Regions from separate parts of the Mus musculus genome. Here regions 1, 2, 3, 4 and 6 are each linked to region 5. A link is a loop called in an ENCODE intact Hi-C map of the cell type or tissue named here. Cell type or tissue: heart. All regions are shown on one strand. Region 1 holds the start of Tmc5 (transmembrane channel-like gene family 5). Region 2 overlaps Gde1 (glycerophosphodiester phosphodiesterase 1). Region 3 has its middle 16 kb from the start of Coq7. Region 4 holds the start of Tmc7 (transmembrane channel-like gene family 7). Region 5 has its middle 4.7 kb from the start of Syt17. Region 6 has its middle 21 kb from the start of Gm35083.

Region 1 (5,000 bases), 150 kb before region 5:
AGAGGGCGTCGAGGAACCACAAGGCAAAAGGTCCTTTCTCAGTTGTCAGGCACCGTTTCCTGATTTCTGCCGTATTAGAGTTTGGGCATTTTGTCATCTTAGGGTGCTTAGCAGTAGCGTCCCAGAACTCTCCCCGTTTCACACAAGAGAACCCCAAGTATAGGAGACACACAAGTTCCACCCAGTCTCTCTCTTCTGGAAACCATCCCATCTAGCCAGGGACTCTGCCCTAGACATTGTGAGATGGTTCTTGCGTTGGCCGCAGGTGCCCTCCAGACCTGGCGGTAAGCGGTCGCAGGGGAAGACAGGCAGGAAGGGAGAAGTTTTTTGATATTGGCTTAGACACGTTCGGGGTTTTGGACCTGTGGCTATGGGACTTTCTTAAGAAAGGAAATTGATCTTGAAGATATTCTCATGCAAATTGCAGTTTAGACAATCCTACCCCGTTTTTTGCTACCACAGAAGGCCAGCGCTGCTGTTGGGGTGCAGAGGCTGCCGGGGCCCTTAGCTCCTAGATCCGCCCGCCCCGCTCCCGCTCCCCCCTGCTCCCCGCCCCACTTTCACCCAATCCACCTGCGTAGCTCCTGCTTCCGTGCCACAGCCGCTACCCTCCGTGCAGGGCAACCGTCTCACCCGGGCGCAGCGCCTCTCTCACACTCACAGTGTGCTCCAGCTAGGACCTAGGACTGTGCGCAGGCTGCCGCGTGTCGTCCTAGTATCCAGGGGCCGGCTACAGTATTCTTAGCATCCAGCAGGTCCCTGAAGACGGTGGCTATAGACAACTACTGCTCGTTCCAGTGTACACACACTACTGTCTCCCATGAAAGCCCCACCCCTCCGCTCAGCAGAAGCCAGGGCCATGGAGTCCCCAGGGGATGCCGGAAGGCATTGGGGCTGGAGCGACTAGCTCCAAAAGCTTTGCCGGCCACACTGTGGGAATCTAAAGAAATGCAGAGTCACATGGAGATTCGGATCACCAGAATCAGACACAGAATCAGACACCACAGTGAGGAGCACCCTGCCACTCACCACTAGAGCGACACTGTCCATCCAATAACAAACCAAGTGGTCAGGGTGGTGACCCAGCCTGTCATCCCAGATCTTTCCAAGACAGTCCCTGTGACTTAGTGAAATCCTGCCTTTCAATAGGAAGGAAAACGTCAGCCAGACTGTTGGCCCAGGCTTGTAATCTGCACTTACGAGACTGAGGCAGGAGGATTGCTGAAAGTTTAAAGCAGCCAGAGCTACAGAGGGGAAATTTCATAACAAAACAGAGAGGTTTTTTTTTTAATTACATTTTATTTATTGGGGGTCCATGGGAACATGTATGGAGATCCAAGAACAACATGTAGGGGTCCATTCTTGTTTTCCGTCACGCTGTCAAGCACAGCAGCAAGCACCTTTACCTTCTAAGCTCTCACACGGGTCTCAAGTAGCTGGACCGGCCTTGAGCTCCTGATGTGCCAGGACTATAGGCATGCTTCACACCCAGCCTGTCTTGAACAAGAGATTCTGACACTGGGCAAGATGAGTCTGGTACAACAGCTTGAATGCTCCGAGTTGTACTCGCACAGGAAACAACCACAGACAGAAGCTTTGGGGCGCTGAGGGGGTGCTGAGGTGGCGTTCCCCAGATGAGGACGTTCCGGAGACAAGCCACATAGCGCCGTGGCTCTTCTCCGTTGAACTGCACCTGAAGGATGAGGATGATAAGTTGCAAGCCATTTGCTTTCCGTTACTGTTAAGAAATGTGTGTGTGTGTGTGTGTGTGTCTGCTTCAGTACCACCCAGCTGTCGTTCTGACTATTGCAGGGGGGACATGGTGTGTCAGGCACAGCAGGGTCCCTAAGGAAGCACTGTACCAGCAAACAGACTCTGTTGCCTGTTTATCTCAGAGGCTATTATTACCTAGTTCTGCGACCAAGAAGATCACGATATGGTTATAGACATAGTTCTTTAACATACACGCAAGACCGCTCAGTTGGATAAAGGGGTTTGAATCCACGCTTGCCTGACTTCTACCCACATGGTATAAAGGTGGAGGAATTTACTACCTACTAAAAATAGTTGTCTGACTTACACACACACACACACACACACACACACACACACACAGAGAGAGAGAGAGAGAGAGAGAGAGAGAGAGAGAGAGAGAGAAATAAGTTTAAAATGTAAGCACATTTGTCTTCATTGAGGCATTTTTTTAAAGGCCCACATGGCAAGGCAAGGCATGGTGGCTCATGCCTTTAATCCCAGCACTGAAGTGGGGGCAGGTGGACCTGTGAGTTTTAGGACAGCTTGTGCTACAAAAGGAGTTCCAGGCCAGTTGGGACCACATAGTAAAACACTTTTTAAAAATAATAAACAAACAAACAAAACCGGAATAAATGCCCCACCCAAATCTCTGCCCAAATATCCTCAGCTAGCCTGAAAAAGACCATAAAGCACTACTTGAAAGGTGGTGACTCTGGGACACTAAGGGATTTGACTTGGTGGGTTTTTTTTCCAGAAACTGTGACCGGTCCGTAGCAGCCGGAGATCAGGCTCCCAGAGACCTAGCAGAACCCTGGCCACCTTCGGAAACACTCATTATAACCAAGATTTAGTCTGCCCTCTCCTGGGAGGATGGTGTTTACCTCTGCAGAGTCGCGCGCGCGTGCCATCAATACAAACTTGGCAAAGTTCCCCAGCTGGCCTGACCGGTTCCCATGCCTGCTCTCTGGCTCCCTCTTGTGGCTACTTGCCTCTAGGGTGAGGCAGAAAAGGGAGGCTTCGTCAAGGAAAGACGACTAGGAAGGGATCTAGCCCAGTCTACGGAAGGGACTCACTGGTCAAAGAAGCTCAAATTAGGTGCCCACCTGGCACGTGATATCATGCACTCAATCATGTGACAGGATAACAGAGTGCTTGAGCTCTGGTCTCCCAGTCCGGTCCAGAAAACATAGTCATAGCGTGTCTTAAGTTTAAAGACACGGAAATCTAGACACGGGGAGGTAATTCAGACAGAGACAAAGGGAACTTATGTAACATTGCCCTACAGAGCCAGTTCTGGGTCTGCTTGACCTCAGGGCCACACGACCTACATTGCTTCTGTGCCATGCTGGCTGGCGTGACTGGGTCCATCAGAGAACCGTAAGAATCCCACACGCAGACTCCAAGACGAACCTGAAAGCACCAGACAGCCCCGTTTATTTAATGCTAGCACAGCATGCCTTTAATTAAGACAAGCGTCTTTAAATCAGAGGGGCTCAGTGAGTAAGAGCACTTGCTGCAATCATGGGGACATGAGTTCAAATCCCCAGCACTAAGCCACGGGTGGCTGCACTCACACTGTAACCCCATTCTGGGGTGAGGGTTGTGGGGCATGGGCTAGAAAGAGGAAAACACTTAGGGTTTACTGGTGGCCGGATGAGTTCAAGGTTCAGCGAGAGACATTTGCCTTCCTTCTACCTGTGGGAAGCTGAGTCTGGTGCTCACAGCTGCATTCCCGAGCTGGCCTAGGGACTCCCCAGGCTACTTCTGGCCGTCTTCTCGAGGTAGGAGCCGAGATTACAGACTGAGCCCAATTTTACGTGGATGCTGAGGGTCCAACCTCGGATGCTCAGGCTTCTGCAGCAAGTGCGTCACCCACTGAGCCATCCCTCCCCAGTCCCCTATGGCAGCTCTTCAGTACTCTCTCAGCTTTGTGTGCTGGGAAATCCCAAGGACCTTCCTGCTCGCACTAATAGCCAGCACCAACAGAGGAAAGCAGAGGAGGTCGGCTGTGAACCATCAGTTCCATGTTACTCTACTTTAGTCCAGTTGTCCCCTCCTCCTCCCTTGCTTCAGCCAACCCCGACTCTTGTTGTTTCCTTGCCCCACCCCCCAGGGTTGGGGGTGGAACTCAGGACCTCCTGTTTACTATGCAAGAGCTTTACAGAGCTTCCCACCTCACCCCTGCCCCTGCCCCGCCCCCACTCCAGCTATTGATATCTTTGAAGCACCCAGGCAATTTGCTTCACAGGAATGTTCCAGAAGCTGTATTTGTTCCTCTTCACTGAACAGATGTCCCTTCCCAGCTGGAGACTGTGTGAACGATATATTTTTTTCTATATAAAGCACCCAATTTGGGAGGAGGGGTGGTCTTCTGTTACAGCAACTGTTGGCAGAATAGGGCTGGAGGGGAGATTAGCATATGAAAGAAGCCAGTTGGCGGAAGGCCTGGGAACTCCTCCCTCACCAGGGCTATGAGGAACAAACCAAGCTCACCCAAGGCACTCTCCCGAGAGGAGAGGCCTTAGAGACTCACCACACTCCCAGGTGGGGGTCCATCAGCACCTCTACTTTTTTCTCACCCTGGTCCAATTATTTGTTCTGGGACTTACGAACCTAGAAAGCTCAGCGGGTCCTCTCTAGACTCAGATTTACATATAACTCTGAGCTCAGTGCCCTGCCTCTGCCTCTTAGATCTGAGCTGAACAGAGATGACTAAGATTCTTTGTGTAGCCTAACTGTAAGGCTCCTAACCAACTCCAGAGCCTGCCTGTATTCTCCCCTGTGAACTCTAGTGTTGCCAGAGAGCCTTGCACAGTCATTTAGGAAGAAGGAGCCCTAATACCTGCTGCCCCTCACTGAGTGGGCCTCCTTCCTAGATGGTATCTGTCACCTGATCTATCTGCAGTGACAGTTTCATCAGCTCAGCCTAGATAGAAACCTCCTTAACTCCCTGTGGTGGCTAGTCGCCACAGTCGTCCTGATTGGAGTTCGAATCACCTCATGATTAATGAGACATTCCATCCTGCTGTGTGTGTGACAGATTGCTCACAGTTAGATACTGCAGGTTCTGACCTTGTATTTTGATGAATTCCCATCTAGATGGCACCCCTGGGAGGAAGCAGGGGTGGACGCGAGATGCTCTGCCCTCACCTCTTTCTTGCTACCATCCCTCTCTCTGCTTCTTGGCCAGCATGATAGAAGTTGGACCAACGCCTCTGAAATCTGGAATAAACTAAGTCCTCCCT
Region 2 (5,000 bases), 240 kb before region 5:
ATCAAACAGGGTTTCTCTGTGTAGCTCTGCCTGTCCTGAAGCTCACTCTGCAGACCTCTGGCTTCAAACCCACAGAGATTTACCTGCCTCTGCCTCTCCAGTGAGTGCTGGGATTAAGCTTACACCACCGCCCAACCCCAGTCCAGTGTTGTAAAGCATTTTTAGAAAGTGGTGACATTGCACTGCTTGTGATTGGCTCCCTTGGGAAACTAGACGGAGGGAAGTGCCACAGCGGAAACCGCGTATGGCCATGGCCTTCTAGCTCCCATCCTCCCTTCTGCTTGTCTGTTCTCTCGCTTACTGACATCTCTGAGCTGTCTGTGGCAGCCTTAGAGCTGTAGACGCACACTGTAGCTCCATCCGACTTCCAGCTTGCTATTCTGGCAGCCATTTGGCTATGGCCAACAGTGCTGTCAGGTGCTGCATGAGGAAGCGGAGGGTACAGTAGTGAAGAAGCAGAGCCGCGCTCTTTGCCTCCTTGACTTCCATGTCCAATTGGACAGGGATGCCAGTCCAGCCTTGAGTCTAGTAAATACAAAGCCACAGCTGAGGGCTGCCAGTGGGTAAGTGCTTCTGTGCGAGCTTTGGGGTCTGAGTTCACATTCCTAGCAGCCGGATGCAAACTGGCGCAGTAGCATGTGTGTGGCTAGAGCAGCAGATTCTGGGAATCAGTCTAGCTGGAGCTTCGATCTCCGGGTTCATTGAGACACCCTGTCTCAAATCTAAGATGAGAACAATAGTGAAAGACAGCGCCATCAACAGCTTCAAGGACAGCAGTGCATAGGCCTTGTATTCTGATCTAGTTTCGCACAGGGAGGTGTCCCAAGGAAGAAGGAGGGGAATGGTAATTGTTACCACGGTGGCACAGGCCTGAAAGTCAAGCAACTCTGGAGGCTAAAGCAGAAGGATTGCATGTTCAAGGGCAGCCCGGGCTCCAGTGAGAGCATAAAACAGAAGTGAAGAGACGCTGCGGTACAGTTGAGGATGACTGCCTCCCTGCGTGCCCGAGGCCCAGGGTCACACTCCAGCCTCTCTATCAGCCAGCGGGTAAAGGACATCCAGGCCTGCTCTTGTCGGGCCAGTGCTGTGGGAGCACGTGAGGAAGTGGGCATGGTGGAGGTGGGAGGCTCACACCTGGGTCTCTTTACCTGGCCTCACCAGAGTGGTTACCTGGCATCTTCCTTGAGGATGTCTCAGCTACACGCCAAGGTAGCTCATTTGTCTTGAGAAATTACCAGTTCTGGAGTGGGGGCTGTGAGCCTTTTGTCTGCCTGGAAGTCACTGAATCATCTTGAATCACCTGTAAATCTGAGAAAATGTGGTTGTTCTAGGCTTGCTGTTTGAAGGTATGTTTCTGGTTTGTGTCACAACAGCTGCTTTTATATTGTGACCTTTCCCATACCTGGGGACACTCAGGACTTCTCAGCTTTTCACCAGATATGGGACAGGGTGCCAGGAGCAAACTAAGCTCTGCCTGTGAACTGCAAGGAAGAAAGCGTTGAGGGAGGGTGTAGAGCGCTGTTCTTCCCCAGGAGCGGAGGACAGAGAAGCTCTGGTGACCTGAAAGGGAGGCTCCTGCAGTACAGAGAGAAACGGACAGTGTGGTTGGTGTAAGAGGGCAGAGATGATAGCCCTTGGTGACTGTGATGTGTGTGAGCTCGGATGATGATGTAAAGCAGACATAAGCCGTGCCTGCTTCCCAGCCTCTGACTGCGGTAGGAGGCCAGCTGGAGGCTCTCTGGGAGCAGTTGGCAGTCACAGAGCACATGCTTTGAGCTCTCAATTCCAGGACAGCTGTCCATTCTAACACGGCTGATTTTCCCCTTTTCTCCAGGGACTATTTGAAGAAGTGGTCAGCTAAAGGAATCCAGGTTGTGAGTTGGACTGTCAATACCTTTGATGAAAAGAATTACTACGAGTCCCACCTTGGGTCCAGCTACATCACTGACAGCATGCTAGAAGACTGTGCACCTCACTTCTAGACTCCCCAGGAGGAAACACAGTTGCGAAACTGCCTGGAGGCCTCTTGCAGGGACATGAGAACACTCTGTTAGCACAAGCCCTGGGGACCCTGTGGCTCATACTAGCAATAGTCACAGTGTCACCCCAACAAGCAGAAACCAGGCATGGTGACCATGCTCCAAGGAAGGCTCCACACTTGCCCTTAAAATTCTGGATCTGCAAAAAGGCAGGGTGGCCCCACCCTGACCCCGCTGAGGGTACAGAGCCACGAGGATGAGCAGAGTGGGTCCTGCAATTAGGGCGCAGGCACCAATGCATGGGGCTTGCATGATCACTCCAAGTTGACATTTTAAATCTTGCCGTACTTCAGTAATTCACTTATTTCCAATATTTGTCGTCAGCTTTGTTAATGGCGACCTGTAGGTGTCAAACTTGTGACCACACTAATAAAATCATTGAAAGGTGAACAGAGGGCAAACTGTGTACTGATCTTCTGGTCCTACAGTGCCTGGGAGGCCTTTCCTGCTTTAGTTTCAAGACTTGGAATTATCTGTGTCATCTTGATGTAAGCACTTCTGACCACCAGGGGGCAGAGCGGCAGCTTTCCCATCGTGCTTGGAAGCCTGATCACTGGCAGGTTCTTAGATAAAGAACCAGGAGAACGGGTCTGAGGATCTGGGCTGCTCTTCATTTCTCAATTGCAGATGCACAGACTGGTGCCGGCCTCAGCCCTGACTCAGACCTACTGTTCCTTTTGCTGTCGTTGCTCTAGACTGGGAACTAGATGAGGCATTTGTAAGCACAGTCATCTGCAGCCCTGGGCAAAACGCTTACGGATGCTTGGCATCATCTTCAGAGGTGAGGAAGCAGAGGCAGCGCAGTTAGGGACGTACCTGAGTCCATCATAAAGTCCACAGGCAGTGTCCAGTTCCAGGCCCTGGCCATCCCACAGGGACAAAGCGGCTGTGTGTGTGTGTGTGTGTGTGTGTGTGTGTGTGTGTGTGTGTGTGTTGTTTTTAGTTGTTGAAGGAAGGGGTGGCAACACGTACCACCACTGCTGCCCCAGACGTTAGAAGACGACTTGCAGGTTTGTCCTTCCCCCATGGGTCCCTGACGTTGAACTCAGACTATTGGGTTTGGTAGCACTTTTTCCGTGTTGAACCCTCATACCAGGCCTTAGCATGCGATGCTAGAAATTCAGCCTAGGCTTTACCTGTGGTAAGTCGTCTGTCAGAGTTATATCTAGACCTCTTTTTAAAACAAATTTAAATTAAGCCAGATGTGGTACACATCTTTAATCCCAGCAGTTTGGAATCAGAGGCAGGGAGATTCTGAGTTCAGGCCAGTCTGGTCTACAGAGCAAGTTCTAGGACAGACAGGGCTACACAGAGAAACCCCATCTCAAAAAGAAAAATTTTCAAATTCCCTTTGGTGTGAGAGTGCACGTGGCACACATGTGGAGATGGAAGGACGGCTTGCCAGGGTCTTCACACCACGCGGGTCACAAAGTTGAATTCAGGTCATCAAGCTTGGTGAGCGCCTCTGTCTGCTAGGCTTTTAACTCACTCCAGCCCCTTTAAGACAGAGTTCCACTAAGTTATTTAGAGTAGCCATAAACGTAAAATCTCTCAGGTTCCCAAGTAGCTGAGGTTGTAGGCCAGCATCAAGAGACATAGCTGTAAGTGGTGACATTTAAAATGAAGCTAGAGCCGGGAGTGGTGGCACATGCCTTTGATCCCAGCACTCGGGAGGCAGAGGCAGGCGGATTTCTGAGTTTGAGGTCAGCCTGGTCTACAAAGTGAGCTCCAGGACAGCCAGGGCTATACAGAGAAAAACCCTGTCTCGAAAAAAAACCAAAAAAAAAAAAAAAAGAAGCTAGTTTCTTTGCTGGAGATCAAACCTAAGGCTTTGTGCATCCTAGACAAGTGCTCCACCCCTGAGCCTCACCCCAAGTCCTTGGGTTTTTGAGACAGTCATGTTATTGATCTCAGGCTGGTCTTAAGCTTTCTGCCTCAGCATTCCAACTATAGGGGTTATGGGAATGTGCTGCCACACCTGGCTCTTTATAAATGTTGACTAGAAGTATCTGAGGTCTCCTTTATTACCAGAGCCTTCACACACAGTATCAAAACCTGACATCCTTTCTTGTCACCTAGCTGTATGGACTGGTGGCATTCTAAAACTCACTGGCTGCTGTACGCCAGCAGGACTGTGGAAACACCATGACTAGCTTGTGGGTCTATGGCAGGCCACAGATGGGGCTGAAAGGTCAGAGAGGTGGGAGGGAGAAGCTAGCAGGGGCAGACAGGTCAGCTTCAGGCTGGCTGTGATGGTATACCCCTGTAATCTCAGTACTTGGGACGCAGAGGCAGGAGAGCCTTCATTTTGAAGCCAGCCTGACTACATAGACTCAAAATATTTAAAAACCTTTGCCTTCCATTAGTTTTGGTGCTAGACTGAGCCCAGGGACTCACAGTGAGCATATACTCCACACCGAGCTTTAAGCCCAAGGAAGTTCTCTTGGGAAAAAAAAAATTTTTTTTGAGACAGTGTTTCTCTGTGTAGCCCTGGCTGTCCTGGAACTCACTCTGTAGACCAGGCTGGCCTCGAACTCAGAAATCCGCCTGCCTCTGCCTCCCAAGTGATTGAAGGTGTGCGTCACAATGCCCGGCTTCTCTTGAAATTTTTAACATTTATTAAATATCTAAGCATGTCACACTGTGACCAAGTGATACGAGGGAGGAGAACGTGACCCCAGAAAACACATCTGAGGCCTGATTGAGCCTTGGGGCCCTTCAAAATGGGTGCCTGGCATGTGACATAACAGGACAGGAGAGGAGCAAAGGGGGGGATTTCCTAGAAAAGGGTGAGGGCTGAGGGGAGATGGAGCAAGGTGAGGTTGGGAGACAGGAAAGGGGGGAGGGGCACCAGGGAGGGAGGAGGTGGGGGAAGATGATGGACTGGGGAGAAAAGCAAAAGCATTGATGTGGGAGGGAAGAGCTGGGGGAGGAGAGAATGGAGAGAGGAAGAGTCAGGGA
Region 3 (5,000 bases), 69 kb before region 5:
CCCCATAGCAACACTCTTGAGCCAGATGCCCCAGCCACATGAAGGGTGTGACAGTCAGCTCCTGTGTGTTTAGCCTCCCCTTCAAAATGAAGGGCTGGTGCTTGATGCTTCTGAGAGCTTCCAGAGAGGTTCCGACTCCTCCTCCCGTCGTCGCAGCATGTCCTCACATGGCCACAGTGTTTCCTTGTCTCCCCTTTCCTTACCACTCTGACCTTTCAGGGAAATACGATTTAAAGTTGGACAGAACCCAGGGCTGATGCCAGGATGATGAACGGGCAGTCTCTGCAAGCACTGTGTTTCCACAGGCAGCTGACCTGGGTTTCTCTTCATGCCCACCCTCCCTCCCTACAATGGTACCAACCAGAGAGCAGGGGGCAAATACAATTTGAGGCTGCCCCTCCACCCCCAGTCAGAATCTACATCCTGGCCAAGTGTGGCTGCCAGGACCCCCACAGGTTCCTTGGTAGTTTCTGTTTGGTAGTGCCTACCATCCCTGGTTAATGGTTACATCTGGAGAGACTTTTCTCCGTGGTGTGCCACTTGTAAATTGCCATTAGGTTCCTTGGTTGACTTGGCTAGACTTGGGTGGAATGATTGTGTGGATGTGGCTGGAGACAGACATGGTAACTAACGGCTCACTACGAATCTGTTTCTCTATTGCCTGGCTCTGTTGCTTCAGGGGACCACTTGAACTTGTAGCTCAAGGTGGGATTTTTATTGGTGACTACTGGTTGCAGCTCTGGGCCTTGCTGCAGAAGATCGGGAACGATGGAACTACTTGTCCAGTCCCCATGGTGCAAGAGTTGAACTCTGTTGGGGACCACACTCTCTTTGAGCCTCACCCCAGGACCTTGCAAACACCTGTATAACCCAGCTTGAACCTTGATTTTGGGAAAGGGAGCACGCCAATCCTACTCAGGGAAAGCGAGTAAACACATAAAGCCGGCCATTTACAGCAGGTCTTCAGTGCTCCCCAGGGCTGTCTGCAGCTCCAGGGTCCTTTGTCACAGGACCACGCCTGGACGCCTCCCGAGGAACGGCCCACGACTCCGGTGGCCTCCAGAGGGCGCGCGCGAACCGAGCGGAGCCCGAGGCGGGAGTGTGGCCGCCTGCAGGCAGTCTCAGCTGGCTTGGGTGAAGGCACCTGGGAGAGGCAGAGAACTGCCACAAGGTGGTAACTTGGCCCTGGCAATGCCACCCTTGGATCTCTGCTGCAAAAGGAGAGCATCCCCAAATGTCACACCTGAGCATTGCCTTGGGAGGGTGAGCTGGAGGGCTCCTGGTGGCAATGCTCACATAGCTTCAGTGTCCTTGTCCTGATGGATTCATTTGCTTTCTCAGAAAAAGGGAGAGAGATGAGAATATGGGAGGGAGCAGCCAGTCAGTCCCTCCCTGTCCAGGGTTTCCTTGCGAGGTGCCAGCAGCCAGCGCCAGGCAGCACCTGATAGATCCTGCTCTTCCTGCACAGCCCCAACTCTCACCTGGGGCCATCCCCTGAATTCCTTTTCTTTTCTTTTCTTTTCTTTTCTTTTCTTTTCTTTTCTTTTCTTTTCTTTTCTTTCTTTCTTTTTTTTTTTTTTTTTTTTTCCTCTTCTGTGTTTGTTTCTGTTTTGGTTTGGTTTTGAGATTTTCTCCGTTCTTCATGCAGCTTTCTCTCTTAGGTACTTTCTTTGCTGTGATGATAAAAATACCCAGACATAAGCAACATATGGGAGAAAGGACTCGTTTTTGGTTCATATAGTTTTCTTGATATAGTCCCTCATGGTCGGGGAGGTCTGGCAGTGGGAGCTGGAGGAGCCTGGCTGGTCCCATTGCACCTTCTGGTGCTGGCAAGAACAGAGCTGCTGCCCACTGCTGCTTACTGCCCACTGCTGCTCACTGCTGCTCACTGCTGCCCACTGCTGCTCACTGCTCACTGCTGCTCACTGCCCACTGCTGCTCACTGCTGCTCACTGCTGCTCACTGCTGCCCACTGTTGCTCACTGCTGCTCACTGCCCACTGCTGCTCACTCTCCTTACTCAGTGCAGGAGGACTCCAATCCATGGACCAGACAATCAGGAAGGCTCCCTCGTAAGCATGCCCAGAGGCTAACCCAATCTAGAAACTCCCTCAACCATACAAGCATGCCTAGAGCCTTGTCTCCTCCGTGATTCTGGAAGCTATTGACAATCAATATTAACTGTCACATCTACATATAAAAGTCTATTTCTCTTCCTAGGGATTACACAGAACATTCACAGGCTTCATCTTTGGCTTTTGATTTTATTTTTTAACTGAGCCGGCATATCAGAATCAACAGGCAAACTCTACAGACTCTACTCTACCTACTGAAGCAGAGACTCCCAGGTCAGGCCTAGGGGCTGTATATCTTTTAAACCCCACATGGGAGCTCAGAAGTGCAGGCCATATTGAGAAGTAAGTTAATTCCAGGACTGCTGCAGGCTGCCCTCCATGGACGTATTCCCTCTGTCTTGTAGCCTGCGTTCTTGGCAGAGGCAAGGTCCCCACTGTCCGACTTCCCAGTTTCTGATAAGAAGGGACCTGTTTTTGCAATTTTTCTCCAGCCCTTTCAGTGCCTCAACAGCTGGAAACACATTCCAAGCTATATGTCTTCACCGGGCAGGGACAATGGTGAGTGGCCTGCCTCCCCACCCCCACTTGCTTGGGGCGGGGGTTCGTGAATCTTTTGTTTGTTATTTTCAGAGCCTAACTCTGAAATAGCTTCCTCCCAAGATGAAAAATTCTGTTGATATTCAGCTTCTCATGCTTACTTGCTGATGCGGGGTGTGTGTGTGTGTGTGTGTGTGTGTGTGTGTCTGTGTGTGTGTCTGTGTGTGTGTGTATGTGTGTGTCTGTGTGTATGTGTCTGTGTGTCTGTGTGTATGTATGTATGTGTCTGTGTGTGTGTCTGTGTGTGTCTGTGTGTGTGTGTCTGTGTATGTACGTGTGTGTGTGTGTGTATGTGTGTGTGTGTGTATGTATGTGTGTGTGTGTAAATAAGGCCATGTGGCCATTAAAAGAATAAAGTTAAGGGTACACTTTGTCCAAAGGCCGTGAAATAAAATAATGTTTGAATGTGAATTCACCATACCATTTAGAAGGGCTACAGAAATCTGACCTTTTTGCCTAATGGGAAATTAAGAGCTCGGCTAAAGGAAGAGCCTGGAGGTCCCTTTATTCAGGGACAGCTTGATCTGTGTGTGAGTGACTTAGCTTGTCACTCTTTCCAAGTTACTCAGCAGATGCACACTGAGGGAGGACAGACTTATTTTGGCTCACAGTTTCAGCACTGACAGTCCATCCTGGGGGGAGGGGGCACTGACAGTCCATCCTGGGGGAAGGGGCACTGACAGTCCATCCTGGGGAAGGGGACACTGACAGTCCATCCTGTGGGGAGGGGGCACTGACAGTCCATCCTGTGGGGAGGGGGCACTGACAGTCCATCCTGTGGGGAGGGGGCACTGACAGTCCAACCTGGGGGGAGGGGGCACTGACAGTCCATCCTGGGGGGAGGGGGCACTGAACAGTTCACACCCTGGTGCCAAGAAGCACAGGGAGCTAGGGCAACATATAGCTCCTACCCCACCAACCTGAAGCCTATCACCTATCTCTTTCTCTATCGCCTATCCGTGTGTCTGTCTGTCTGTCTATCTGTCTGTCTGTCTGTCTGTTTATCCATCTATCATTCATCCATCATGTATCTATTCTCTTTTTATCTCGCCTCTCCTCTTTCTCCTTTCCTTTCCTCTTTTCTCTATTCTTATTCTCTCTCTCTCTCTGCCATACACTCTCTCTCTCCTGTCTCTTTTCTCTCCTACCCTCTTTCCTGTTCTTTTTCCTTCTCTGTTCTTTCTTTCTCCCTTTGTTCCTCTCCTCTCCTCTCCTTTCTGTTGGTTCTGCTGAGTCAACTGTGTGCATCAAGATACAGGACAGATACAAGGAGGGATTGGGGTATGGAAAACTTTTTTTTAATGAAAAGCATTTAGTTAGCATCTGCCCTTTGCCAGATGGAGCCCCAGGCACAGGAATGAAAGTCTGAGTATCTAACCAGAAGCCAGGTTTACCTTCCACCCTGCCTGCAGCCCCCCACACAGTGTGAATTCATCTCTCAAACTGAAATATTACCTCCCCAAGCTGAGCTTTAATTTTGTTTCCTTGGCAGGTAGAAAGGGTTTGAAGGGTTATCCTCACCCCAGAAAGGCACTGTCCCACGCCCTTCCAGAATTGTTCCATTTCTAATGATTTCGCTCAATCATCAGAGGATTGTGGGAATCTTTGAATGAGTTACAGACTTCCTGAATGTGAAATTAGGACATAGGAAGTTATGGGTGTTGGCCAAGAGTCCAGGACATAACGTGTATTTTTGCGTCTACGTGTTCAGACAAAGAGGAAAGAAAGATTTTGCTGTCTGTGTTAAGTATTTGTGAGACATGATGATGTCTAAAGGAGAAGATCAGAAAATGCCCTGTAAAGGCCATTACTCCAAATCGGTCCTTGATAAGAAGGAAGATGGATGGGGTGGTCACCAGTGTTGGCTTTATGTCACTGTGACACAATACTTCAAACCATCAAATAGAAGAAAGGTTGGCCCAGAGTCTCAGGCAGCTCACTCTGCCCAGCTGGCTCCACTGTTGTGGGGTCTGTGACAAGGAATAGGTGGCAAAGAAGTTGTTCACACTGTACAAGCCACAAGGCAATGAGAAGGGAGTGACTTTGAGGGGATGGAGTTCCAACACCCCTAAATCTGAAGTGTCCTCTGGGGGCTGTGCTTTCTGTCCCCAGCTTGATGGTGGTGTCTGAAGGCTATGGAGCTGCTTGGGCTTTTGGCAGCTGTACCCACCCTGGTTCTGATTTTGTTTTCTCCTTCCTACCCAACATGCTATGGGAGACTGCATCTCATCTATTACCACAGACAGAGCCTACCACACCTGGCTGTGGATTTTCCTCAAGCATTAGTCAAAAGAAACCTTCTGTAGGTTGTTTTTGTTAGTTTTATTTT
Region 4 (5,000 bases), 140 kb before region 5:
ATAATAAATGAATCTTTGGGGAAAAAAAAGAAAAAGAAAATTAACTAAGTGCTAGGCGTGGTGGTACACACCTTTAACCCCAGTACTCGGGAGGCAGAGGCAGGTGGATTTCTGAGTTTGAGGCTAGCCTGGTCTACAAAGTGAGTTCCAGGACAGCCAGGGCTATACAGAGAAACCCTGTCTAAAAAAAAGAAAAAGAAAAGAAAAAAAAGAAAAAGAAAAGAAAAGAAAGAAAGAAAAGAAAGAAAAGAAAGAAAGAAAGAAAGAAAGAAAGAAAGAAAGAAAGAAAGAAAGAAAGAAAGAAAAAGAAAGCTAACTAAGGCAAGGCAGAGAGCTCCTGAGATGTAAGACCCAAAGGTGACCTCTGGTCTCCACATACTGTGCATATGCACCTGCATAAACACAAAACACTGCACACACTGGTGGCAGCAGCGGCGGTGGTGATGGTGATAGCATCCATTGTGATTCCTCTCTCTTTCCCTTCTCTGCCCCCTCTTTGTTTTTGACACAGTTCTCACTATGCAAGCTAGCCTCAAATGAACACATTCAACTCAGTGATCTCTATTTTCTTATTACAAATACAGTTTTCTGGAAGAGTTGACAGTGAAGTTGGTCATGGTGGTACACATTTGCAATTCCAGCACTTAGGAGGGGCAGGGGGAAGTTCAAGGTTACCCTTGGCTGTATAATGAGCTCATGGCCAGCCTGGGCTGATGAGACCCTAACAACAACAACAACAACAAAACAACAACAACAACACAACACTTCGAGGGTCTAGAGAAATGACTGAACAGTTATGAACATTGGCTTTCTTCCTGAGACCCTGGTTTGGGTCCCAGCACCCACATGGAAGCTCACAACTGTCTGCAACTCCATTTCTGGGGGACATGATGCCCTCTTCTGGTCTCCACTGGTACCAGGCACACACATGGTGTGCAGACACAAACATCCATAATCATAAATTAAAATTAGCTGGAAATAATGAGATGGAAACGTGGAAGTGGGTTGGAAGATGAAGGAAAGCCATAGGAAATGTTTCTATTTGGGGAGAAACAGCCCAGGCCCTGGAGATGGATTGCAACTCATACAGGAGTAAGCTGGTGCCTGCTGGAACACTCCTCACTACCATTGGGTCATATTCTTTATATTCTAGTTCAGTTTTCTTATTTATTTGTTTTGAGTCAGGTTTTGCTATATAGCCCAGGCTGGACTTGAACTCATAATAGTGCTGCCTCTGTCTCTAGAGCTCTGGAGTTCCAAGCCTGCGTCACCATGGCTGGCAATATTTTTTTAAATTAATGTTAATATCCTGTATTAATCATTCAGTAAGCCAGAGAAACTAAAAGGACAGAAACTATGTAAACAGCCAGAGGTCAGCAGACACTATCTAACTGACATGGGAGGATGAGGGCACAGTGTAGGAAAATTCAGAGGGTGAAGAGCACAGGGAGGGACACTGGGAAGCCAGGTGACCTTCAAACAGACGTGGTGATCCCGCTTGGCTGCTTTCACTGCCACTGCTAATGGTCTCCGGTGCCAGCTGGCGTCTGAGCCTTTTAGTAATTCTCAAAATAGCAGTCTTGCTCTGCCCTGTTGCCACCTGCTCGTCCCTGGTCCTCCTCTGATCCACTTTCTTTTTTTGTGGAGGTTCCTGTGTTGTCCAGGCTGGCCTTGAGTTCTTGGGCTCAATCTTCCCGCTTCAGCCTCCTGAGAAGGTGGGACAGCCACTCCATCCATCAAGTCCCAATTCCTCCTTGTTCCTTCTCCTCCTTCCAGACAGGGTATCACTATGTCGCCGTGGCTGGCCTGGAACTTGCTATGTAGATCAGGCTGGCTCACATTTACAGATCCATCTGTCTCCCAAGTTCTTCTTTTTAACTTTTTATTTATGTGTATGTGTGTTTGCATGAGCATGTACGGTGTGTCAGGTGCCTGTGGAGGTTGGAAGAGAGTTCCCTGGAGTTGGCGTTCAGGGTGGTTGTGGGTGTTGGGGATTGAACCCCAATCCTCTGGAAGAGCAGGAAACGCTCTTAACCAACGAAGCATCTCTAAAATCCCACTTTCTTCTTTAAAAGAATATTTTCCAAATTTCATTTATTCGTATTTCTTTTGTGCCTGTATGCATGCAGGGGACATCTGTGAGAGCCCATCTTCTCCTTCTACCCTATGGATTCTGAGGCTAGAACTCAGGCTGCCAGGCTTGGTGGCAAACACCTTTACCTGCTGATTCATCTTACTGGCCCCATTCATTACTTTAATTTTACGTTTTAGCTGTACATGTATATATATGTATGGGGTGTTGGTGAATGAGAACATTTCTAGGAAGAACATATGTAGCAAATCCCCCACCTGCCCTTCCCTCCGGTAACCATGCAAGTTGACTGCACCCTCTAGACAGCCATCTACACACACATACATTGATATATAGCGTGTAAGGTACACATTGACTGTCTTAGTTATGCATGTGTCACACACATACACACACACACACACGAACCCAAAGGGCAACGTTCCACACTTTCTGTTCCACACTTGCTACCAAGTGACAATTTACAATAGTGGGACTTGTAATCCAAGCACTTGGGAGGTGGAGGCAGGAGATTAGGAGCTCAAGGCCAACCTGGGTCTCAGAGTACCAGAAGAGAGGGAGGGAGAGAAAGAGAAAGGGGAGGGGAGGGGGGAAGAAGAAGGGGAGGGCGCACCGAGAGAGTAGGAAAGGGGAGGGAGGGACCAAGGGGAGGGGAGAAGGAGACTGAGAAAGAAGACTGAGAGGCTCCTGGAGGTAGCCGGTCCCCACCCCGCGCCCGTGGGAACGGCCCCGCCCGCCTCTGTGACGTCATCTGGAACCCGACAAGGCAGGGCCGCCGGCAGGCGGCTGGAGGGTCCTCGCCGAGCCGTGATGAGCGAGGGCAGCGCGGGCGACCCGGGCCACGGGTCCAGCCGGCAGCGGGCCGTACACCCAGGTAGGTCGCGGCGGGACCAGGCGTGCGGGGCGGCAGGGTGGCCGTCCTGGTCCTCCGCGGGGCACCGCTGCGGGGAAAGCGGTGGGCAGCGGATATGCCCGGCTAGGAGGCTCGCCTTGCCTTGCCTACCGAGCTGGAGAGGCAGTCCCCACTTTCCACGCGACGATTCACGGACCCAGGCCAGCCTCTAGATCGCCACGGTATCTTATTCTGTGAAGAGATTGTGACAACCTGCCCGCCCCAGCGGCTGGCCCCTAGATATTCCCTTTAGACCCACTCGAAGCCATTCTGTCTCTGGTCTTTATTGCTGTGTGAATTTTGCCAAGTGACTTGCCCTCTCTGAGCCTCAGATTGACAGAATAACAGTGAAATATTAACAAATGCCCAGCACAGCCCCGATTATAGCGAGGCAATAGTCGATGGCAGCCTACTTAGCACAGGAAAAATTTCTTTTTAGTTGTGTTAAATATACAGTCAAATATACAGCTTCCTGAGATTTTACAGAAATGTGTAAAGACGCCGCCCAGTAGATATAGTAGAGCTGCCAACCCCCTGGAGCAGGCTTCCTTGTACTTTGTATTTACTTTGTTTCTGTCTTGAGCCAGAACTAACAAAAGTTATCTGCAGTATGAGTTTCAGTGAGATTGGATCTACGAAGGCAAAGCTCAGAGAGAGGGCATTGGGCTCTTCAGCCTCCAGAAGAAAGACCCAGTCCTGGGACAAAGCTCTGGAAGCAGGGAAAAAAAAATCAGGCGAAGCTCTATGATAGGGTTTTCCCCTTTCTTGCTCAGCTCCAGCTCTGCTGATGTCAGCTTGTTTCAGCCCTTTGGTAACAGCAAGGGGCCTGGAATCCCACAGTGAGGGGCTGGGGGCGTGGCACCTGTAGCGTTTTTCCAGCCACCCCAGGGTCCCATGCAGCACTGTGAAAGCCCAATATCTTTCTGGGTGGCTCCCATGGTTCTTCCTCTTGTTCCAGCATGCTCGGTCTCACTTTGGGTCTTTGCTGAGAGTTGAAGGGCCACTCTAAGCAACCCCTGGACCTCTATAAACTGAGCCATCTCTCCAACCCCCTTGGTTATCTGCAAGGTTTTGTTTGTTTTGAAATTCCCGGGCTAGGTCTTAGAGCCTCACACAGCAGGACAAGAGCTCTCCCTCAGAACTACATTCCCCAGTTCTTTTTACTTTTTAAAGTTGTTTTGGTTTTTTTTTTTTTTTTTTTTTTTGGTTTGGTTTTGTTTTTGTTTTTTGGAGACTAACCCTCTGCAATTTGGGCCAGCCTTGGAGTCCTGCCTCTGCCTCCTGATGCTGGCCAGGCTGGCCTTCACCTCATGACTTGACCTCTCTGGGTGTCCTGGAACACAGGTGCATAGTGTCTGCCCTACACAGATGCTGTTTTCTGACTTCCTAATCTAGCAGCATGAGGTAGGACCTCTTTGGAAATGGACCCCACAGCAGCACTCCGAAGCAGCACACTGTAGCCGAGCAACAGTCCTGTGCTAGACCATGGTGTGCGCATTCAGGAGTGAACCCTCTGGGGTCTCTGCTTCCTGAGTCTGTCACTGTAAGGCTGTAGTCAAGGGGAACCTGGCTTTGCAGTCGCCTGCATCTTTGACTGGCCCTGGAGGGTCCTTCCCACCATGGCTTGATCAACCGGCCTACTCTGCCTTCTCAGGCTGGTTTTGACTTCCCCTCAACATGGCTCATATCCTCCCCAGAGCAGATGACTCCAAGAGAGCAGGCTGGAAGCTATTGTGTTCTGGGGTTCAGTCTTGAAGTCCGTGCCAGATTTCTGCAGCAGCTTCTTGGTCATCGTGGGTCACTTTGCCCAGTGTGAGCACCCAGACATTGGGAGTGTAGCTCTCTGGGGCCATTTTGGGGCCAGTGTTAAGAAAATTTAAGTGTTGACATTTATGGCTGTACTTTCTTGTGCTACGGGGCTCCTGGAAGGTGGCCCCAGTGTCTGACACACTCTGATGATAGTGTTTGCATGGAAGTCCCTCTCCACTGGTTCCTGTTTTAATGCCCGTTCCTCCCAGG
Region 5 (5,000 bases):
AGACATCTACTAACAACAGAAGTAGATTAGCAGATTCTATGATGTCCCCATCAAATAAACACTTTTATTTCCTCACTAGGGGTGCTTAATATTCTCACAGACTTCAAATCACCTGTAATCTCAGCCCTAGGGAGGGAGAGGCAGGAGAATGGAGAGTTCAAGGCCAGGCTTGGCTTTGTGAATAGTTTGAGGCAAGCTATGGGTACACAGTGGGACCTTGCCTATAAAAGACCAGGGAGAAGGGTTCAGGGAAAGGAGTGGTAAGGAGAAGGAGGATGGTAGAAGAGGAGGCAGGTGGAGCAGAGGGAAGGGAAGGAAGGAGAGGGGAAAAGGAGCCAGATGAGAGAACTATCAATGTCTTAGGCTTGCTGCAAGATGTTCATCTCCCTTCCCCCTAGGATCAAGCATCCCACCAGCCACAGTGGCTAGGGCTTAAGTTTAGGCCTTCTGAATCTGGATGCTATCCCCTGGACTCTGTGTACCCTCTTGACAAGTGTCTTTATCTCTATAAGTCTCCCCTATTTTTCCACAACTAAACAGATAGACAGTAAAGCAGTCTACTTCGAGTTTATCTAAAAATTAAAATGTTGAATGTGCGCCAAGTGTAGAAGATGGGTGTGGAAATGAGCGTAGGTTAGCAGGGCACACTTTGCACGATTGTAACTCCACACTTTGAGGTGGGGGGCAGATCTAGAGTCTGAGGCCAGCCTGGGCTACATGGTGAGAACTTTAAATTTTAATAATAATAATAATAATAAATAATAACAATAAGTTAAATAATAATTTAAGTTAGATATTAGTATTAAAAGAAACACCTAGCAAACTCCTCTAACCCCCACCCATGTCTCGAAGTACTCATCCTCTGTGAAGCCCCCTTTCCCACAAAGGAAACACTGAAAACCAGGTTAAACCTGCCAAGCAGGACCAGGGAAGTCATTGCCTTAGTGGGGAGGGGTGGCCTTACCTCTGCACCTCAGTCTCCCCATGAATCTGTAAGTAAGAGCTGTCCCAGAGCAGGGGACAAAATGTGCAGCAACAAGCAGACACTTTGCCCTGGGCCTACCCAGCTCTGGGCTCTGTAGTAGAGATACAGAGGGTTGGGGGTGGGGGGTAAGGTACCGAAGTGATGCTCTGGAAACCAGGACTTGCCAGCCCCATTACCTACCCTCAATGTATCCTTTCCCAAGACAAACATAAACACTTTATCCAAAGGGCTCCAAAGACAAAACAAAGAGCTAGGCCACCGAAACCCAGCTTGGAGAACCAGAGTTTATGTGGTTTACTTTCACGAGCCTGGGTGACCCCAAAGCAGCTGCACCGCTGGGGGCGGGGGGGGGGGCGACTCTCTTTCCTTTTGCTGCATATATGAAGGTCATCCCTCAACCCACCTCGCTTCAACTAACCTTCCACAGTCTGTCTACATAGACTCTAGCATCTCTGAGACAGGGTTCATGCAGATGGGTAGAATTACATACAATGGCTGGGAGGTGCAGGAGGGAGTGGCCAGAATCTAAGCGAGGGTCCACCGACCCTTCCCAGTCTTCCAACTTTGAGGGAAGGCTACAAGTCAACAAACTCTACCTCGGATTCTCTTACAAACAGCACAGCTGCTCTAATGAAGGTGATGGCTGTTAGGCTCAGGGGATGCGTTATTCAACATGTCTCGTGCTGTGCTACAAATGTCGTTCTTCCAAAAGCTAGATTTTTCCTTGTGTGTATTACATACTTAATTACTTGCTTTTTTTTTTTTTTTTTTTTTTACTCGTTTACCTCCCCTGGAAGCTAGGCTGGGCAGAAATTTGACCCCATTTTTAATGGTGAAAGGACAGGGCCGCCAAGAGATTGAAGTGACAAGCTTGATGAGCTGGCGAGCAGCGACACCAGCTGCCAGGCATGGAAAATGGAAACCCAAGGAGGACCACGGTCCACTTCAGGTCCTTAGCCGGAGGATTGCGCCAAGCTTGGTGTCCTTGCGATGGAGATCCTGGGCTGGAAGATACGCTAGGAATCTTCCAGTGCTGGGGCTCAGCCCCAAGGGCCGGCAGGCGAAGCCAAATCTCGGTGACAAGTCCAGGACATGGGTCCCAGATGCCATCGGGCCGAGTCACGCCCCCGGGCGCAGCCAAACGCTGGGTGGCGCTGCGCCGCCGCCCTTCGCCAGACCTGTTGCGTCCAGGGCTTCATTCAGCCCAACCGGTTAGGGTAAAGGGGCCCACGCAAAGCCTAGCGAGGGTGAGCATCCCCCTACCACAGTACTGCCCTGGGGTGGGGGGACTACCAGGTTCCAGGGTGGTGCCCGCCCTTCAGCCTCTATACACTCCACAGCCGGGTTCTAGGCGCATCGGGTGCGGCTGGTATAAAACTTTCGCCAAGCCGCTTGGGGAGAGGGCAGGATGGAGAAGACACCCCAACTCCAGACCCACAGCTAGCAGCGCAGTGTCACCTCCGCCTCGCAGTCGCCCGAAAGCCCTGCTGTCGATCAGGCAGTGGATAGGTGCCTGCCCGCAGCGCTGACCCGGGCACCGCCCCCACCCACCCCTTTGAGGTCCCATCCCCTCCCCCGCCTCCCGCACTCCGGCCCTGGCGTCGCCCGCCCCGCCTGCGCCGGGGTCGCCGCAGTCCCCGCGGCTCTCCCGGGGCTCCCTGGCCAGGCGCTCCAGCTTTTTTGCAACCAGGGAGCACCCCAAGGTGTGGATGTGGGTGCCGGCCCACCAGAAACCGAAGCGGAGGACCTCGGGCATCCAGGTTCTGCGCTCCAGGGAGGCGGCCCCGCAGGGCTGGGCAAGGACGGGGCGGTCGGCAGAGGGGCGGGCGCCGCTCATCAGCCACGCCAGTCACGTCTGGGGCCACCCGGCCGCCCACTGATATCTTGCCGGCTGGCTGTGCCACCTCGCCGAATCGGCGAGGGCAAAGGGGCTGTGGCGACGCCATGCCCGGGCCGGAGTGAGTGAGCGCGGGCGAAGATGGCGTACATCCAGGTAGGACGGTGGCTGGGGGCGACGGCCAGGGAATACCGGGGACCGCGCCCCCTCCGCCGGGAGCGCGCGCCGCGGGAGTGCGCACCACCCAGCTCCCACAAACTTACTGGATAAAATAAAAACAAAACACGAAAATACAACAAAACAACGGGTGTCCCAGAGCAGGCACCTGTGCGTGTTCTGGAGCTAGGTCAGGGGCCCTACGTGGGACTTGCAACCTCGCGCTCTCCTCCCTGGGAGGAGAGAACCCGAGGTGACTTTGCAACTCCTCACCCCCTACCCCTAGGTACCCACCCCAGAGGGGGGAAAGTAGGAGGGCGACCCGGGGCACGCCAGCCACCCGGCCCGCCAGCGCCCGTTGCCGTGGTGACGGCTCGGACTAATTGGCCGGTGGAGCCAGCTGGAGGCAGCTGTTCAGACCTGGAGGGACAAGGACATCGTTTGCCCGGGTGCTGGGTGCAGAGGGGTGGGGACATCCAGAGGCCAGAGCACACTGGTGAGGGAGATGGGGACGGTTACTTTAGTATGTTGAGGTCTGTGAAGTGCAGGACCCCCCCCCCCCATGCCTCCCACAGAGCGCCCCCAAGACTCCCAGAAATACCAAGTTAACACCCCTCCCCTAACTCCTTTAGAGGGGTTGGGTGGAAATGGACTGTGCTGCTTGGCAAAGAAACCAGTTTCTTTACAAAAAGTAATGACAGGTCATGCCAAGGTCACACGGTCAGACTCCTACCCCCTACCCTGCAAACAGATCTAGAAGAGCTGCGGCTTCTAGGGCTGCCTGCCTGCCCCTAGACATAGGGGAGGTGAGCAGAGTGGCTCCCATATTCAGGAACTCACTTTTTGTCCCCTCATCTCAGCTTGGGGATGAGGTGGAGTGGGGACTGCAGACATTCCCCTCCCCCCCCAACTCTTCTCCCTTGTTCCAGTTCCTCAGATAGTCTGTCACCTGGCAGAAGCGGACCCTCTCCAGGAATGGTTTGCCTTGTCATGGATTGCTTAGGTCCTGATTTCAAGTTCAGTGAAGGTCACACTTACTGTACATTTGTGTCCTGAAAGTTGTTGGAGTATGTATTCAATAGTTGCTTGTCAACACTTGGCTGACACCAATTATGGACCAGCGTTGAGGATGTAGGTCACGATCCCTGCTCCTTCTGATGCCCGAGAGAGTGAGCAGAGAACAGCGAGACTGGCTTTTATGGTTCTTCATTGAATTAGACATTTTCTTTTTCTGAGGCAGGATCTTGCTATGTAGTCCAGGCTAGCCTGTGATTCTCCCGCCTCCGTCTTCTGAGTGCTGGGATTACAGTAAGTCACAGCGTTCAGTTACCTAAACCATATGTCAGCACAGAGTCCTTGAGTCACTTGTCAAGGACGCACAGCTACTTAGCAGTCAAGGTGGGATCTAAACTGTAGGCTGGGAGGAAGATGTGGAAGTCAGATGTCTCAATGGTCCTGGCTTCCCTCTTAGAAAAAGTCTTTGAACTTCTACGGGACCCAGAGCGTAATATTCTTTTTCTTTGGTCACAGTTTTCCAATTGGAAAAACAGGAAAAAAAAAAAAAAAAAAAGCAAGCACAAAGGGAGGTCAGAGAGTGGGCATGGCTATGCACCCACAAAGCTTTATTTATTTTGGTCAATGAGTTTCAGGGCCTTTCTGAAAGTCAGGAAATACACGGGTCCTTCTCTGTTGGAGGGACATGTACCAGCCTGCGGTAGGGCTGGTTAGAGGGAGCTGGAGTCTTCTGAACTCTGTCTCCTCTGTGTTCCCTCTGTGTGCCCGGGATTTTCTCTTTATGATTCCCAGCTTGAATCACTTCTCCACCCGCATCAGAAGAGTTAACCCAGAGGATGTGACAAGGCAGAATGAGACCCTGGACTTGAGGCTTCTTTTCTGTCCCCGTGGTCTCCACCTTGGGTTGCTCCTGGGCCACCACCATCTTGCACCTGAGCTTTGAGAAAGATGGGTGCCATCGAGGGAGCTTACAGTGGCTCTTCTGTGTTCATCAAGGCTGTATAAAAG
Region 6 (5,000 bases), 140 kb after region 5:
AGTAACTAACCACCGAAAGCCATAAGGAACAATGGCAGCAGGGAGCAGCCTAAATCAATTTGTCATCCATATTGATTATGCTCTGTGCTTCTGAAGGCCATGGACAACTTGCTGGGCAGGCCACACCCATTGCCTATTCCTTCGTGCCCCCACCTAACATCTCCACGAGTTTGCCTCCAGACGAGCGAGCGTGGCCTGGTAAGCTGTAAAATCCATCCAAAGGCAAAGCTGATGTGCGTAATCCAGTCTAGCTGACAGATGTACGCCATCGAGCCTAGAGCCGACAAAATCTCTACTCAGGACCTGTGGTCATTGGGCCTGGGTGTGGCTCGGTCCGTAGAGCACTTGCCTAGCACCGTTTAGACCTGGGTTCAGTCTCTAGCACGTACTACATAAACCAGATGGTATGGTGGATCTGCTTAGACACAAGCTCATTCTAAGCTACGTTGAGCTCAAGACCCAGTTCAATATATGGGTCTCTGCCTCTAGAATAGCAGTTCTCAGGTTGTGGGTCACAACCCCTTCGGAAGTTGAACAACCTTTTCATAGGGGCCACCTAAGACCATCAGAAAACACAAATATTTATATTACAGCTCATAACGATAGCAAAAATTACAAAACTTCAAAAAAGTTTTAAAATAGCAATAATTTTTGTTTTATTTTATGAGACATGGTTTCTCTGTGTAGCCCTGGCTATTCTGGAACTTGCTGTGTAGACCAGGCTAGCCTCGAACTCAGAGAGCCACCTGCCCCTGCCTTTTGAGTATTGGTACTAAAGACATGTGCTGGGGCTGGTGAGATGGCTCAGCGGTTAAGAGTGCCAACTGCTCTTCCAAAGGTCCTGAGTTCAAATCCCAGCAACCACATGGTGGCTCACAACCATCCATAATGAAATCTGATGCCCCCTTCTGGAGTGTCTGAAAACAGCTACAGTGTACTTACATATAATAAAATAAATAAATAAATATTTTTTAAAAAGACATGTGCCACCACTACCCAGCACAAAAATAATGTTATGATTGTGGGCTACCACAACCTAAGGAACTATATTAAAGGGCCACAGCATTCCGAAGGTTGAGAATCACTGCTTTAGAGCAATGCAGAAAGTTATAGTAGCACACAGAGGCAGGTGGACCCTGTGAGTTCCGTAGCCAGACTTAGTTGTCCTCTGTGTCTACAGTGGCAAGTACAGGTGCGTCCCAGAACCTACCCCAGAACTACTGTGACTGACCCAGGAACGGCTGTGACTGATCCCGGAACCTCTATGACTGGCCCCGGAATCACTATTACTGAGTTACCTTCATGGCAAAGAGACTTTGTAGATCTCATGTGTTCTTAGTCTTGAAATGGAGAAGTTACCCTGCGTTATCCAGTGAGATGCAAGAGAGTTCCAAGAGTCTCTAAAATCCTGGGTGTGGTGATGCACACCTGTGATTCCAGCATACAAAAGTTAGTGATGCAGGAAGATGATAAGCTTTAGGCCAACATAGGCTCCATAGCAAGACCTCATCTTAAAACTTAAAAAAATGGGCTGGAGAGATTGGCTCACGTGGTGGCTCACAACCATCCATAATGAGATCTGATGCCCTCTTCTGGGTGTCTGAAGACAGCTACAATGTGCTTAGATATAATAATAAAGAAATCTTAAAAAAAAAAAACTTAAAAAAATAAAATTAAAATAAGGAAGAGGTAGGAAAAGGAACAGATCAAAGAAATTGCATGAGAGCCGTTTAGAGGGCTCAGCAGGCAAAGGAGCTTGCTGTGGACCTGATGGCCTGAGTTCAATTCCCAAGACCCACATAGTGGAAGGAGAGAACCAATTGAAGAAGAAACTTCAACTGCTATTGCTGGCTTGAAAAATGGAAGAGAGGGGCTGGAGAGATGGCTCAGCCGTTAAGAGCACTGACTGCTCTTCCAGAGGTCTTGAGTTCAAATCCCAGCAACCACATGGTGGCTCACAACCATCTGTAATGGGATCCAATGCTGGTGTGTCTGAAGACAGCTGCAGTGTACTCATATACCTGAAAACATAATCAGGTAGAAACCACTGCACCCCTGAAACCTACAAAGGGAACACTGTCCTGCCAATAGGCATGTTAGCTCCTGAGACCTACTTTGGATTTCTGACCTGGAGACCTGTAAGGTAATACTTTGTGGAAAGTGTTTTTAACTTATTTTGGCAAAACATACAACATAAATATTACCACTGTAATTCTTTTTTTCTCAAGATGGGGTCTCATGTGTCGCCCAAGCTGCCCTCAATTCCCAAGCTCCTAGGGTCTAGAGTAGATGGGTCTGATGGTGCTGGCCACACCCAGCTTAATTTTCATGGTCAGCTCAGTGCAGAGTAAGAAACCTCACTCCACCATCTCTCCTCTAAGGTCCCTCTCGTGCCTAGAGAGCACATTGAAGCCATCTTTGTGTACTAGCCCATTTTCCTCAAGAACTGAGCCCACAAATCTACAACAGCACTGGAAAGAAGAGAACCAACCATTAAACTTTTTGATGAGCTGTCTTTTGATTTTTGAGAAAGGGTCTCATATTCCAGGCTGGCCATGGAATGACCTTCGCCTACACACACACACTCTCCTGCTCCCCCCTCCCTCTCCCTTCTCCCCCTCCCCCTCCCTTCCTCTCCCCCTCCCCCTCCCTTTGTATCTCTATCTCACCGGGCCTTCACCCAAACTCCTGTAATTCATAAGGTTTTACAGGAAAAACCCAGGCTTCAGGAATGCTTGACCAGCAAAAGCCAAGTCACCTCGATGAGTTTTAAAGGGACCCCCCAGGATATTTTTTAATGTGCTGTCAACATAAAGTCATTGCTCAAACTTGCTGTGTTGTTCATTAAAACAGAGGCTTTAAAATGTAAAGCCACGGTGATGAGACGGTTCGGGAGTTCTCGGCCGTGTGTTAGCCTCGTGCGCCACCTGCTGTTAGACTTGAGAACATCAACACCATGTGGTGCTTGGTTTAGGCCTTGGGTTTTGATGTGGGTTGGTTGGTTGTTGGTTGGTTGGTTAGTTGCTTGCTTGCTTGCTTGCATGTGTGCTTGATTGGTTGGTTGGTTGATTGATTGATGATTGATTGATTGATTGATTGATTGATTGCAGTAGTAGCCCACTTGTACTCAGCATCCTTCATGTTCTGATTTCATTTCTTCAATAAACACATAAAATGAAATCCATTCTAGATAAGACTGTATTTTGAGGAACTGACCATTAAAACTTCCTGCTTTCTACCTTCTACCTTTTGCAAAAACAAAAAAACAAAACAAAAAAAAAACATAAAAATGAACTGATTTCGAAATTGCCATTTGAGAGCAATTGCTAAACACTTACTACATGCTAAGCCAAATGGGGTTAGCCAACTATAGCTACAAGCCAAATTTGTGCTTTCCCATTTTTTGTTAAAGTTTTGTTGCTTGTTCTCTCTCTCTCTCTCTCTCTCTCTCTCTCTCTCTCTCTCTCTGAGAGAATGATGCTATATATCCCAGACTGGCCAGTAACTCTCAACCTCTGGCTTCCCCTTGGGTATTAGGCTCACCACTCCTGACTTAGTAAATAACATTTTCCTGGAGCACAGCCACGTGTGTCCCTACATAGCTCTGTTATTTTCATGTCCTGAAAAAATATGAAATTACTCTCCGGATCTTTGTAGTAAAAGTTAGCTCAGGCCTTGGCCAAAGTATTCACAAATCAGGCTGTTTGGTTGGCCCTCGGCTACTCTTGGTAAGAGTGTAGCTGTTTTTAAATGTGTGAGTATGTACACACGTGCCTGTGAGCATGTGTGCACACACACAAATGTGGAAGTCAGCGGGCTGTGTGTGGTCAGTTCTCTCCTTCCACATTTATGTGGGCTCAGGAAATCGAACTCAAGTTTTCAGTTTTCATGGCAGCAATTTTCATGCATTGAGCCATCTCTCTACCCTAACGATGTACCTCTTGCCACCAGATTTTGTTTGACAATTTACAATTGATCAAATGTAATCCTTTGACCAACTACAAGATCATAAAGATCAAGCTGAGATGACTTCAAATTCTTATTCTTATTCTTGTTTTTTGTTTGTTTGTTTTTTGTTTTTCGAGACAGGGTTTCTCTGTATAGCCCTGGCTGTCCTGGAACTCATTTTGTAGACCAGACTAGCCTCGAACTCAGAAATCCGCCTACCTCTGCCTACCGAGTGCTGGGATTAAAGGTGTGCACTACCACGCCCGGCTGACTTCAAATTCTTGATCCTCCTGCCTCAATTACAATGCCAAGATGTCAGGCGAACACCTCACACCAGCCTAAATTGTAATTTTTTTAGTCCGCTAATGATATTAACCCCAAACATGACTTGTGGTTTAGATCACAATCATGTCAAGATTTAACACACTAAATTATATTAGAGATATTTGAAGGGGCTAGAGAGATGGATCCATGGCTAAGAGCATGCACTGCTCTTGGAGAGGACCAGAATCCAGTTCCCAGCATCCATGTCAAGTGCCTCACAGTCACTTTCAACTCCACCTCCAGGGAGATGCAATGTCTCTGGCCTCCTGGGATGCTTCACTCATGCACATTCCCACACACAAATACACATGCAAACACATTCCTAAAAATGATTTATAAATAAATATTTTCTAAGAAAGAAACTGAACTGAATATAATGCCACACGCCTTTAATCCCAGCACTGGGGAGGCAGAGACAGGAAGATCTCTGAGTTCAAAGCCAACCTAGTCAGCAGAGTGAATTCCAGAACAGCCAGGGCTACAACAAGAAACCCTATCTCAAAAAGAAAGAAAGAAAGAGAGAGAGAGAGAGAGAGAGAGAGAGAGAGAGAGAGAGAGGATGGGAGGGGAGGGGAGGGGAGGGGAGGGGAGGGGAGGGGAGAGGAGAGGAGAGGAGAGGAGAGGAGAGGAGAGGAGAGGAGAGGAGAGGAGAGGAGAGAAGAGAAGAGAAGAGAAGAGAAGAGAAGAGAAGAGAAGAGAAGAGAAGAGAAGAGAAGAGAAGAGAAGAG

Evidence for each region. Peaks named below come from ENCODE experiments on the same cell type or tissue, not always from the same donor. Only the 100,000 strongest peaks of a DNase experiment are listed, where the experiment ranks them.
Region 1: it touches region 5 in a loop (5-fold over the local background); 6 of 42 quality-filtered maps call a loop at or near these places.
Region 2: a loop joins it to region 5, with 9 times the contacts of the local background. A loop is called at or near these places in 12 of 42 quality-filtered maps.
Region 3: it touches region 5 in a loop (9-fold over the local background); 24 of 42 quality-filtered maps call a loop at or near these places.
Region 4: a loop joins it to region 5, with 2.9 times the contacts of the local background. A loop is called at or near these places in 6 of 42 quality-filtered maps.
Region 6: it touches region 5 in a loop (8-fold over the local background); 18 of 42 quality-filtered maps call a loop at or near these places.

The regions. Positions count from the first base shown.
Region 1 is chr7:118,593,118-118,598,117 of GRCm38, reverse strand. Tmc5 (transmembrane channel-like gene family 5) reads right to left here and starts at 821. Exons shown (of 22, transcript NM_001105252.1): 1 at 574-821. It overlaps B230311B06Rik (RIKEN cDNA B230311B06 gene), which reads right to left. Exons shown (of 2, transcript NR_169121.1): 2 at 1,280-1,693. In heart, a CTCF peak has its summit at 2,728 (motif pointing left); DNase peaks (open chromatin) are centred at 727 and 2,717; H3K4me3 peaks cover 1,766 bases; H3K27ac peaks cover 691 bases; H3K27me3 peaks cover 4,147 bases.
Region 2 is chr7:118,685,985-118,690,984 of GRCm38, reverse strand. Gde1 (glycerophosphodiester phosphodiesterase 1) reads left to right here. Exons shown (of 6, transcript NM_019580.4): 6 at 1,835-2,427. The coding sequence ends at 1,982. Among named protein-coding and RNA genes, the nearest start is that of Gde1, 17 kb to the left of the region's middle. In heart, a CTCF peak has its summit at 2,541 (motif pointing right); no DNase peak of the experiment used is centred here; H3K27me3 peaks cover 1,595 bases.
Region 3 is chr7:118,514,966-118,519,965 of GRCm38, reverse strand. It overlaps a transcript of Coq7 not described here. Among named protein-coding and RNA genes, the nearest start is that of Coq7, 16 kb to the left of the region's middle. In heart, CTCF peaks have their summits at 1,810 and 2,012; a DNase peak (open chromatin) is centred at 1,105; H3K27ac peaks cover 264 bases; H3K27me3 peaks cover 766 bases.
Region 4 is chr7:118,582,567-118,587,566 of GRCm38, reverse strand. Tmc7 (transmembrane channel-like gene family 7) reads left to right here and starts at 2,881. Exons shown (of 16, transcript NM_172476.4): 1 at 2,881-2,963. The coding sequence starts at 2,900. In heart, CTCF peaks have their summits at 1,391 and 2,887; DNase peaks (open chromatin) are centred at 1,546 and 2,906; H3K4me3 peaks cover 1,044 bases; H3K27ac peaks cover 954 bases; H3K27me3 peaks cover 1,361 bases.
Region 5 is chr7:118,445,792-118,450,791 of GRCm38, reverse strand. It overlaps a transcript of Syt17 not described here. Among named protein-coding and RNA genes, the nearest start is that of Syt17, 4.7 kb to the right of the region's middle. In heart, a CTCF peak has its summit at 2,058; DNase peaks (open chromatin) are centred at 2,071, 2,191, 2,731 and 3,331; H3K4me3 peaks cover 1,784 bases; H3K27ac peaks cover 1,111 bases; H3K27me3 peaks cover 3,844 bases.
Region 6 is chr7:118,302,932-118,307,931 of GRCm38, reverse strand. No RefSeq gene overlaps it. Among named protein-coding and RNA genes, the nearest start is that of Gm35083, 21 kb to the left of the region's middle. In heart, a CTCF peak has its summit at 2,932 (motif pointing left); no DNase peak of the experiment used is centred here; H3K27me3 peaks cover 272 bases.